Regions from separate parts of the Homo sapiens genome. Here region 2 is linked to region 1. The links are chromatin contacts, found by Hi-C or POLR2A ChIA-PET in ENCODE. All regions are on one chromosome and are shown on one strand. The core of a region is the stretch at or near the end of the contact, and the rest is flanking DNA. Distances in the headings are between cores, read along the strand shown.

Region 1 (5,560 bases), core at 2,990-5,489:
TTAGTGATTTGGGGGTCCCAAGATTTATTTTCCTTTCACACTTTCCTGGTCGCATCTCCTTGTGACCACATATAAGATCGGAAAGTGGGTCTCCACTTTTAAGGACACATATGATTGGATTGGGTCCATCCAGGCAATCTGAGATAATCTCTCAAGTCAAGTTTCTTAACTTAATCACATCAGCAAAGTCACCTTTTCCCTGGAAGGGAAACAGTCACAGATTCTGGGGACCAAGACCTGAAATCTCTGGGAATGAGGGTGCATTAATGTGCCTACCACATCCAGTGTGCTTCAGAGTCATGGAGGGAACTTGCTTGTAATGCCTATTCCTAGACTCTGGGCCAAAAAATGTGAACGCTAATTCATCCGGATGACACCCAGATTCCTGAATAGGCCACATGCCGGGACTGATGACTGCCTTCTCCATGACCCACAGGCCCTGTGGCCAGGCTCAGAGTCATCCCTCCACGTGCTCCTCCTTCGCATTCTTTGGTTATCTCTTTTTCCATCAGACATAAGTGATATTAAATGGGGAGCTGAGGAAAATGAAATGTCAGGCATAGTGGCTCACGCCTGTAATCCCAGCACTTTGTGAGGCCAAGGCAGGCAGATCACCTGAGGTCAGGAGTCTGAGACCAGCCTGGCCAACATGGTGAAACCCTGTCTCTACTAAAAATACAAAAATTATCCAGGTGTGGTGGCGGGCACCTATAATCCCAGCTACTTGGGAGGAGAATTGCTTGAACCTGGGAGGCAGAGGTTGCCGTGAGCCAAGACCTTGCCATTGCACTCCAGCCTGGTTGACGAGAGGGAAACTCCATCAAGAAAAAAAAAAAAGAAAGAAAAGAAAACGTCAGCTATGTTGTAAGCAAAGCTTCAATACGTTGCTGTGAACCATACCATTCTACGTAGCAGCAACAATGACTCAGCAATGATTCAGCAAATGAATCATGCTTCAGTCCCAGCACAATTTTCTTCTGGTCAGTGAGTATGCAGCTGGAGAAGCCTCCTTGGCCAAGATCACAGCAAGGATAGGCTGTCACAGGTGCCCTTCCAGCGAGGGGAGGGAGCTACTGCACACTGTCCGCAGCCAGTGCTCTGTCAGCTGCACTTTGCCTTGGTGAGGGCCAGATGGCTTTCTGGCCTCTGGAACATCAGTCCTGATTCTCCAGGGGACAGAGGGCAGCAGCACTCAGCGACCCAGTGGGACAGCTGCGTGCCTGCAGAGGGCGTGGTTTTGATTCCAGGCAAGGGCATGCATGGTCTAACCCTTTACAAGAGGCCTCGATGTTGGTGGCCGACTTACTTTTTCTTTTAGTTTTATACACGGGACAAGGTCTACTTTTCCATTTCTTTTCCATTTGTTCCTCTCATTTTTTTTTTTTATTTTGTCTTGTTTTTAGACGAAGTCTCATTCTTGTCGCCCAGGCTGGAGTGCAGTGGCACGATCTCAGCTCACTGCAACCACTGCCTCCCGGTTCAAGCCATTCTCCTGCCTCAGCTTCCCAAGAAGCTGGGATTACAAGGCACCCATCACCATGCCTGGATAATTTTTGTATTTGTAGTAGAGACAGGGTTTTGCCATTTTGCCCAGGCTGGTCTCAAACTCCTGACCTCAGGTGATCCACCCACCTCGGCCTCCCAAAGTGCTAGGATTACAGGTGTGAGCTGTAGGAGATCGGTCAGAGTGGTGGGAGAAACTATAGGGAAAAGGAGCAGGCCTTCTGAAAGGTCAGAAGGCTCTGCAAAGCTCCATGGCAGAATAGCTGAAGGCAGCTGTTCTATAACCCTGAGGCAGAGGATAAGGAGTAGGTACAAGGGAGTGTAGGGGAATTTATCTTGGTCAAGCTTGTTTGTTAGAAGTTGTCCAGGAACTGACCTCGGAACATCCTTGCACGTGACATTCCCTGAAAGGGGAACAATAAATGTTAATTATCTACAGGTTGTGTTTGCTCCAGGTTTTCAGCATTGTGCTTGCACTCAATAAAAGCAAGCTGCTCCAGCTTCTCAGGGCTGCTCTCTGGCCACTAGAGCCAGGCAGTCACTTAGCTGCTCTTACACTGCATACCTGTGTCTGAGCACTCATTTCCTCCATCGGCCAGGGTCTGCAGGACAGATCCAGCAGTGAGCCACTGCACCCAGACTGTTCCCCTCATTTTGACCCTCCCTAGCATTTGGTGAGCCCTGCTGATTCAAGACTCAGCTCTGTGCAGTGTGGAGATTTTTCTTCTACTGTATGTTAGTTATTGTGGGCCACGTCACTCTTTTTCAGGGACTTCAATTTTCCACAGATTGGGTACCTCTTCCATGATTTCTCTCTTCCTTTCGATATTTCCCTTTTTTGTTATCTTCTATATTTTAGGAAGCTTTTCATGGTTTTCTCCACATGATTATGTGATTATGGACCTGGTGTGGTGGCTCACGCCTGTAATCCCAACACTTTGGGAGGCCAAGGCGGGTGGATCATTTGAGGTAGGAGTTTAAGACCAGCCTGGCCAACATGGTGAAATCCCATCTCTACTAAAAATACAAAACTTAGCTGGACATGGTGGCATGTGCCTGTAATCCCAGCTACTCAGGAGGTTGAGGCAGGAGAATCATTTGAACCCAGGAGGTGGATGTTGAGGTGAGCTGAGATCATGCCACTGCACTCCAGTCGGGGTGACAGAGTGAGACCCTGTCTCAAAAAAAAAAAAAAAAGTCCCCTTTCCACCTAGATACTGGACATTCATGGTAAAAATGAAAAGACACAGGAGCTTTCTTGTCATATTCCCTGTGTTATTTCAGTATCTACATGTGAATATATGTATACAGACAAAATTGAAATGATACTACGCATATGGATTTTCTGCATGGTGCTTTCCTTATCATTTTATTGTGAGCATTTCCCACTATTTAAATATTGTTTGAAAAAAGTATTACTCCATGATTTTCTATGATGCATCACAATCTATATAAATATATAAATAATACCTAAGATATTTGTGTTGCATCAAATTTTCCATTCTTATAAAAAAAATTTTGGAGGACACCCTTTAGGATGAAGTGCAACAATCTTCCAAGATGATCACCTTCCTCCTAGGACTCTCCTGGCTGTATTCATGTTTAACATTCATGCTCCCCACTAAATCCAAATGGAACAAAACAAAAATTGAAGCATTTCTAGGTCATTGCATCTTATAACAAAAACAATTTCATATTCAATTTTTTCAGCAGATGATTCCTCTAATTATATACTCCTCAAAAAAATCTTATCAATCCCTCATAATATAAGCTGTGTCTATTATAATAAGAGCTACTTTTCATTGAATAGCAATTATGAGCTTGGCTATGTTTTAGCCTATGTCTTGTGCTTTGTGTTATTGTCTTCATCCTCAAAGTATTTATGAAGATTGATTGGATTATGGACAATCTTTTTCATGGATGAGGATATTGAGTCCCAGAAAGTTAGTAGAACATGCATAGCAGCAAAAGTGAATTAAAGCCAAGGCTAGTAGGAAAGACAACCAGAGTTATGACTGTTACACCAGCTCATCCCTGACCATAGGCTTGGGTTGGTGTCCAGAGATGTGCATGCTACTATGGGCTGCATTTTCGTTTCATTAAAGACAACCTCATTTTTGAGAGACCATACAAGTCTTTAGCATTTGGGTAGGAATATTCCTGGCATCTCTCAGCCCCCGCTTTAACACAATCTTCCTGTGAGCCCAATCCACTCAGTTTTTTTCTGGATGAAAGGAAGAAATGGGATCTGTGTTTGCCACCGGAAGCTCACCCTTCTCAGCAGACAAGGCTGATTGTCTGTAATTGGTGAGGCCCCAAAGAGCACAGGAGCCTGGTGACAGCCTGTGAGCCAGCCTGCATTATTGATCCCCTCAGAGCTGTAATCACAGCTGTGGGCGTCAGCGCAGTGATGCGTGTCTGAGTCAAATGGCAAACTGTTGTTGTGAGGCTGGACAAATGTGGTCTGGGAAAATGGTCTCTTAATTGGGTTTTAAAGTTCTTGTGGAAGAAAAGACAATTTTTTGCTTCGAAAAAAACTGAAGATGAAAGGACATTTCTGCTCACGGCATCAGCAGCCAGAAGCGTCAGACCTTACCAGCATCCCCTCCTACCTCCTGAGCAGGCTTGCCATGGCAACCTTTGTCTGCTGCTATCGCACAGAGCCATCGTTCCTGCTCTGTACCACATGTCACCCTCCCCGTGCTTCTCTCCGCGAAGATCTGCTGCCAGCAAAGTGCAGAGAGCTCCACCTGACATCATGCTTGAGGCCACCAGGCCACCCTGGTGGCATCGGGGTGGTGTGGTTCTAGATGTGCTACTGACGATTTGCTCCTTCAGGCTTTTAAAACATCATTTTGTTGACTTAAGAAGGTGAATTTTCTCTTAGGACATGAACTAAGCTCCCCCATCCCCCCCCAGAGAAAAGCCATAATGAGTTGTCATGGTGATTCAGGTGATTCATGGTGACTCATTTCATTAGAATGTTCAGAGAATGAACACCTGCGTTCCAACGCTTCAAGCAGAGGGTAGAATTTAGCCGGGGAAGCTGCAGTCACGCCTGCTTGTCAAGCATCAGAACAGGGAATTGTGCCTTCCACCAGGCTTTTCATGTTACATTTCCAATGAGAATGGGTGGGACATGACAAACAAAATGTGTGTGGGGGCAGATAGGGGGACAGGAGGAAATCAGGGACAGGAATGATGGGGTACATAGGAGAAGTGTAAGTAAGGTACAATGCCTGCTCTCAGGGAGCCTGGGTTTCCTGGGATGGCTGATTTAGCTTTGCCAGCCAAAATTGGTTTCTCCCCTTCTCTCTCCTCTGGCCAAGGTTTGTAAACCTGGCCTAAAACAATGTCTAAAATCATTGCTCATGAAAATATAGCCTGAAGGAAATAAAGTACCCATTTTAGATGCTGAATTAAGAGACGCATATATCTGTATATTTGAACCCATCCATTAGTGCTACAGAAACATGAATAAATGTATTTATCTTTCAATATTACTGTCCCACCAAAGGATGTGGGTTGGCTCAAAAGAATAAGTAAAAGTAGTGTCAAGGCAAAGTCAAAATGAGAAATCAGGGTCAATGAAGAGAGCATCAAATGTTAAGAAGAGAGGTTAGCATTTCTACTTAATTATTTTATTATATATTTCTCTGTAAAAACCTATCATGTTATAAACTTTTTCAGAGTCAACAAGAACCTACCTTCTTTTATTTGCCCTTTCTAATGTCCTTTCATACTGGTCGGTAGATGGGTTTCTTCTACGACTTACTTAAGAGGGAAGGTGCTCGCTGCCCCTACCTTTCTAGGCCCATGGCACCCTAAAAAGCGCAGGCGTGGGCTCACTCCTAACCGTGCCCTACCTAGCTGCTGATTTGGGGCAAGTTAGTGAACCTCTCTGCACATCTGTTTCCCCACCTGAAGATGATAAAACACAAAAATGGGATTATTTTTACAACTTAAATGGGATAACATAGCAGGCCCTGAATCCATTAGTTTGCCAGGGGTTCCCTAACAAAATACCACTGACTGGGTGGATCGAAGAAGAATTTCT
Region 2 (6,012 bases), core at 1,390-3,889, 79 kb before region 1:
TGGAGGGGCACCTGTCTTCTCCCCATGGTGCCTACTTCCCCTTCTGTCTCATTCTCCAGAGCCAACATCAGTCTCCCTCTCTGGACCTTCTACTTGGGGTCTGATCTTGGGGCTGCTCAGACATCAGAATCCCTGAGCTCCTCAGGGGTTGCCCCTCTTGGCTAAGCCCTGCAGCAGCCCCTCCTCTCAGTGGCCTGGGGGCAACTTTAAGATCTCTCCTCCTGTAAGTCAGAAGGCAGGTTCTCCTCCCATAGAATCCAGTCCGTCGACAGAGTTAGATGCCTCTTCCTCTTTGTCCTATTGTGCTTACCACATTACGTTGTCCTGTGCTAGTTTGTTTTTCTGTCTCCTCTGAAGTTCCCAAAGGATGGCTTATTATTCAGCTAAGTGGTACACAACCTGGGGCCAGTCCATGGTAGGCACTTAATAAAGTCTTGTCAGGAAGGTGGATGAATGAACGCTTAACACACAGGTGTGTGTGTATCTGCTGTGCTCCTTGCTAGGGGGATCTCCAGCTGGTTGTCTCTGGTTTGTGTCAGATGCAGCCCTGCCTTGACAGAAGCTGTTTCTGACTCCCTGTGTAACACTAACAGGACTTTCTTTTACCTCCTGTAGCCAAACAAAGTCAGGAATGAAACTAAAGAGCTGAGGTTGCTCTGTGCAGAGGACGAGCAAACCAGGACGTGCTGGATGACAGCGTTCAGACTCCTCAAGGTATGTGACATCTTGCGGTTTGTGTTGAGTGCACATCTCTTCGTGGAAAATTGGCCTCTGGACTTGATGTCTATTCTGGCAGGAAAATGCTCGTAACTTTTCCGCTGTTCTGTCACAATATTTTATTTATCAAATGTAGTTAAGCATCTTTCTAAACAAGATCTCAGGAGCTTTTAACAGAGGGCCTAATATTAAACAGGGTAGAGCTAGGTTTTCCGGACTCAGTACTACTGACATTTTGGGTAGAATAATTCTTTGTCGGGGGTCTGGGGGACATCCAAGCATTGCAGGCCACTTAGATGTGTGGCATACCTGGTCTCTGCCTGCTAGATGCCAGTCGCACGCCCGGCCAGTTGAGACAACCAAAAATGTCTCTAAATGTTGCCAAATGTGCCCTGAAGCCAGAGGATGGGGAATTGCCCCTGGTTGAGACCACTAGATTAGAAGAATAGGATTCGAAAAATCAGGACCAGGGAGAAAGGAAATAGTACATGAGGTGTTAATTATTTTCACGACTGAACCAACTCTCAGGTTCCCAAAAAGCCAGGGCCATGAAGTAAACATGATGAATTATACAGTTGACTGAAGCTCCTCAGCAGAGACAGTACCTCCTGACTGTAAGTTCTAAAGGAAATTTATCACGTGGTACTGCATATAGAGTAATGCCCTTGACAGCAATTTCATGCCAGTTGCCAGAGTGATTTCATAGGGCTGTTTACTGTAGTCACTTTGGATTTCCCACAGTGTTTCTGTGCACATATACCATATCCCACATGTCTGGAATTAAGTCTACAGAGTCCTTGTGAGTTGTAAGTTAGCTGGCCCAGGTGAGCTTGGCTAAAGTCCAGGGGTCTCCATAGGAGATGTTCGTTTAGTCAACTGGAGCCAATGGATACAATGGTCTAGGGATTTCTTTACAAAAACTCCCAGCCTTCGTTGAACTGTAGTGGCCTTTGAGCTGGTCCAGAGACTCAAGGTGAAGTCAATTAAGGAGATGGAGGAACTGAAGGAAGCATAGCTCAAAACTTTCCTGGAGGTGCTGCAGATCCAATTCTGAATGTAGTCCTGTTGTCCCATCCACTTGGCAGGTAGCATTTTGCACCCAGTAATCCACAGATTCCAGAGACATTAAGGATACATCCTAGTGCCATTTTTATAGGATGCTGGGGCCCAAACCAAAAGTTCCACAGATTGGCTTCCTGTATCTCTCTCCCAGAACCTTATTTTATGTTTTCACTGATTAAAAAAAGAATTATGGAAATCAAAACTTTACAAATTCATAATGGAAGAGGAAATGTCCATGTTAATACATCATAGATCATAGACCACTCCTGTGTAAGCCGGTTTTCAGTGTAAGGGTCATCAGTGGGAACTGGTCACATAGGTGACATCCATTGAGGGCAGTATTCTGCATGGACCTCCAGAAAGAATGAGATTGCTCTTTGTGTCCTGTTGCGGAAAAATTACTAACAATTAAAAAGCAAAGTACAGAACAGTATATAGAGAGAAGGCTACATTTGTGTGAAGGGAACAGGAAAAATTGGAATATTTGTATTTGATGGTATGCTCATGAACATTGTGTGAGCTGCAGGAGAGAAGAAAGAGGTTGCTTAGTAGGGAGAGGAGATGGGAGAGGCAGCTGTGCAGATAGGGGCAGCGGCCAGGGGTGATCTTTTGAAGCTGTCTGTATATGGTTGAAATTTTAATCTGCAAATGAATCATCTGTTTTGGAAAAGGCAAAAAAAAAAGGAAATGAAAAAGGAAAGTGGTAGTATACTCCAAGAAGCTATGAATTCTATTACTTTGGGTAATATATAATAAATCCAAGTATCAGGTTCTTAACCACTGTTTCTTGGGTGTCTCTCCTTTGTTGCGCTAACATAACGAGCCACAGGAAAGGATGTGGGCAGAGTGACTAATGCAAAACGAACTGACTTTATTGTTGTCAGTGTTAACAATGATGTGTTACATAATATTAAGATTTTTTTGAGCATTTGCTATGGGCCAGGCATTCTTTATCACTTTACTGTTTGTGACAGCTCAGTGACATGCATATTATCATCCTCATTTTGTGGATGACAAAACTGAGGCCCAAGCTGTAGCTGCCACGATGTGGCAGAGCAGGGTCAGAGCCCTGACATTCTGGCCCCAGAACCCCTTTCCTCACTACCATGCTTTGCTGCCCTCCCTAGAGCCACCTGGAAGCTGCCGTGAGTTCTGAATGCATTCCTCTTGTCCCAGCCACTTTGCAGGGAAGCACTTTGCATCCAGTGATACACGGATTCTAGAGTCATTAAGGATACGTCTTAGGTACTATTCTTATAGGAGGCTGGGGAGCCAGACCTGACAGGAAGGTGGCAGTGATGGCCTCGGGGCCGGTCTCAAGTGGAGTGCAAGTGATGTGTTTCTGCCCCAAATAGCCATAGGATTGTAATGCAATCGAAACGCCATTTGAGTGTTGTCGGCACTGATTCATTGCCCACTATACAGAAATGATAACCGGGATAGAGTTAGGGACAGTGGGGAGGTAACTCTTTATGACTCCAGGGTCTCCATGTTGACATTCATTCTAAAACAAGGCATCCCGTGTGTGTGCTCTGCCTTCCTCCAGAGGAGGACACAGGACACCGGATCCCCTTTTAGAGGATAAGAGGGTCTGAGGGCTGAAGTTGACAGGGCCCTTTTACCATCTACTACAAACAGCATCTTCATATCAACCATGGAAAGGCAGAGCTGGGTTGTTATTTTGAATTAACCTAGGACCTTCTTACATCTTTACCTACACAGATACACTTTCTTGAAAAAAATGAATAAATCTTATAACTTGGGTCTACATAGGAGAAAGCTGGCATGGCTTTACTTAGCTTTTCAGAAAGATGCTCTTAGTAGCGCCAGCAGATAATCTTTTGTCTCATTTCTTCCTGTTACATTGTTTGTTAGGTAATTTCTTGGAAGCTGTAGGAGCTGTGTGAATAGTATTAAAACTTTGCAACAATTATTTATTGCCATCTTTCCTCCTCCCTCTGTCTTCTAGAAGTCTCTTAATCTACTGTAGAAACTCATCCCCAAGAGGGAGGTCTTGCCTCATCCACACAAGAGTCCCTAGTACTGATTGCTTTGGTTTTACATGACCTGACATTGAAAAGGCAATGAACGCAGCATTAAACCTTTGCAACAATTATTTATTACCATTTAATCTTTTCTGTCTACACACACCCATATATGTAAATATATACATGCAAACATGTGAATAAAATAAAATGTGTATGTTATTAGGTACCCAAAATTGAGAATATTTGTATCTTCCTGGTATGTCAATTCTAAGACATTATAAAATATGCTTTATTAGCAATGCTCCTTGCCCCAGAGTCTAATCTGGCACATATTAATTTATTTAATGATTTTTACCTCAGCTTTGCTTCATTACACAGTTTTTCTTGGACCATCTTTTTTCTACTTTTCTGGGTCCTTATGTTTAAGGAATATCTCTTATAATCACAATGTAACTATTTTACTTTGATAATCTTTATCTTTTAACCAAAATATTTACTGTGATTTAATTGTATTATTTAGTGTGATAATCATATTTGTATTTGAACCTGCCATTTGCAGTTTTTTCCAGGTTGTCCCACCTCTCTTGTATTCCTTTTCTCTTAATTTTTTAGATTTATTAAGTATATTTATGTTTTTCCCTCTGTTAACCCAATACGTACATGTACATTTACTATTTTCTCCTGGTTACCCTAGATATCACATCTTTTTTTTTTTTTTTTTTTGAGTCAGGGTCTCACCCTGCCTCCCAGGCTGGAGTACGGTGGCATGAGCTCATCTCACTGTAGCCTCAACCTCCCGGGCTCAAACCATCTTCCCACCTCAGCCTCCTGAGTAGCTGGGACTACAGGCATGCACTTCCATGCCCAGCTAATTTTTGTATTTTTTATAGAGACAGGGTTTTGCCATGTTGCCTAGGCTGGTCACAAACTCCTGGACTCAAGCAATCTGCCTGCCTTGGCCTCCCAAAGTACTGGGATTACAGGCGTGAACCACCGCGCCCGGCCTAACATGCCCCTTGAACTTATTAAAATCTTTTATAATGTAGTACATTTACTGACTGCTTTCAGGCAGGCATGAGGACCTTTCACTCCATTTGCTCCATTGTCCCTTTTGAAGGATTCTTGTCATATATATAAAACCTCTTAAGACATAATGTTATTGTTTTATATACTCTTTAATCACCTACATCTTTGCACTTTAATATTTCCTAAATTTGCATTCTTCTCTCTGGGACTAGAAGACCTCAGCTTAGCGGTTCTTTTCATGTGGGCCTGAGAAATTTTCTCACTTTTTGTTTCACTTTCATTCTTGAAGGAACGTTTCACTGGTTATAGGATGCAAGGTTAGCGGTTATTCTCTTCTGCATCTTCCCACTGCATTGTCTTCTGAATCTTATAATTTATGTAAAAACATTAGTTGTCTGTCTTCCCATTGCTTCTGTGAAAATAATGCACGTTTTCCTCTGGTTGTTTTTGACATTTTCTTTGTGTCTGTTTCTCAGCAATTTTTCCATGATATATGCTCGGAGCGGGCTTACTTATCCTACACCCTGAATCTGTAGCTTGACGTCTTTTTGTCAACTTTGGAAAGTTTTTGGCATTATCTCATCAAATATTTCCCCTGACCTGTTCTTGCTCTTCTCTTGCTGGAGTGCAGTCGTTCCTGTATTAGACCTTTGCATCATGTTCTAGGTATTTTTATCTTAGAAATGAGTATGTGCCATGAGACCTAGAGCCAGAACTGAGCTTAGATCCCATGAAAGAAGAGCTGTCCCACTTGATGACTTCACTTCCTGTTTCTGACTCTTTCTTCTTCTCCACATGGTTGGAATGTGTGATTTGGGTGTGTAGGTTGGGATGCTGGATGTGTATGAGACTTTGCAGGGCCCTGAGTCCTCATTGCCAGGATCAGAAAGTGCAGACTACTGAGCCAGTTAGGTGGCAAGCCTCAGCTAGGGAGGGCACTGGGTCTGGAACAGGTCGTGTACGTTCAAAGTCGTGACTGCGGGCAGCTTGCCTCATTCCTCTGTGCTTCAGTTCTGTGCTCTGTAACATGGGGATAATTATAGTGTACAGCTCATAAAATGGAGAGGATTAAATGAAATAACATAAAGCACTTAGACACATAGTGTCTTAGACATATTGAGCCCATAGTGGCACTCAATAAGATTACTTGCTCTTGATGTTATTATGTTTGTCACTGTCCCGCTTATTCCAAAACCAGTCAGCTCTTCCCTCCTGAGGG

Evidence for each region. Hi-C counts contacts between places; a loop is a spot of excess contacts on that map. ChIA-PET counts read pairs that join two places held with the same protein, here RNA polymerase II (POLR2A). Pooled maps may share reads with other maps.
Region 2: a loop to region 1 is called in a map of PC-9, with 4 times the contacts of the local background. The contact joins the enhancer-like site here to the promoter of DDC-AS1 in region 1. A Hi-C loop is called at or near these places in 1 of 168 maps with a recorded cell type or tissue (PC-9) and 5 of 50 pooled maps. POLR2A ChIA-PET finds 5 or more read pairs at or near these places in 3 of 52 experiments (HepG2, PC-9 and activated CD8-positive, alpha-beta memory T cell).

The regions. Positions count from the first base shown.
Region 1 is chr7:50,530,438-50,535,997 of GRCh38, reverse strand. DDC-AS1 (DDC antisense RNA 1) reads right to left here and starts at 4,239. Exons shown (of 5, transcript NR_033845.1): 1 at 4,116-4,239. The region is part of intron 4 of DDC (dopa decarboxylase); the gene reads left to right. RefSeq lists enhancers at 27-1,226, 3,590-4,789, 5,149-5,318, 5,167-5,336.
Region 2 is chr7:50,607,443-50,613,454 of GRCh38, reverse strand. GRB10 (growth factor receptor bound protein 10) reads left to right here. Exons shown (of 19, transcript NM_001350814.2): 13 at 616-714. Among named protein-coding and RNA genes, the nearest start is that of DDC, 45 kb to the right of the region's middle. Within about 2 kb of position 2,639, at least 3 of the 41 ENCODE cell types and tissues checked have a DNase peak (open chromatin) inside an H3K27ac peak, as active enhancers do.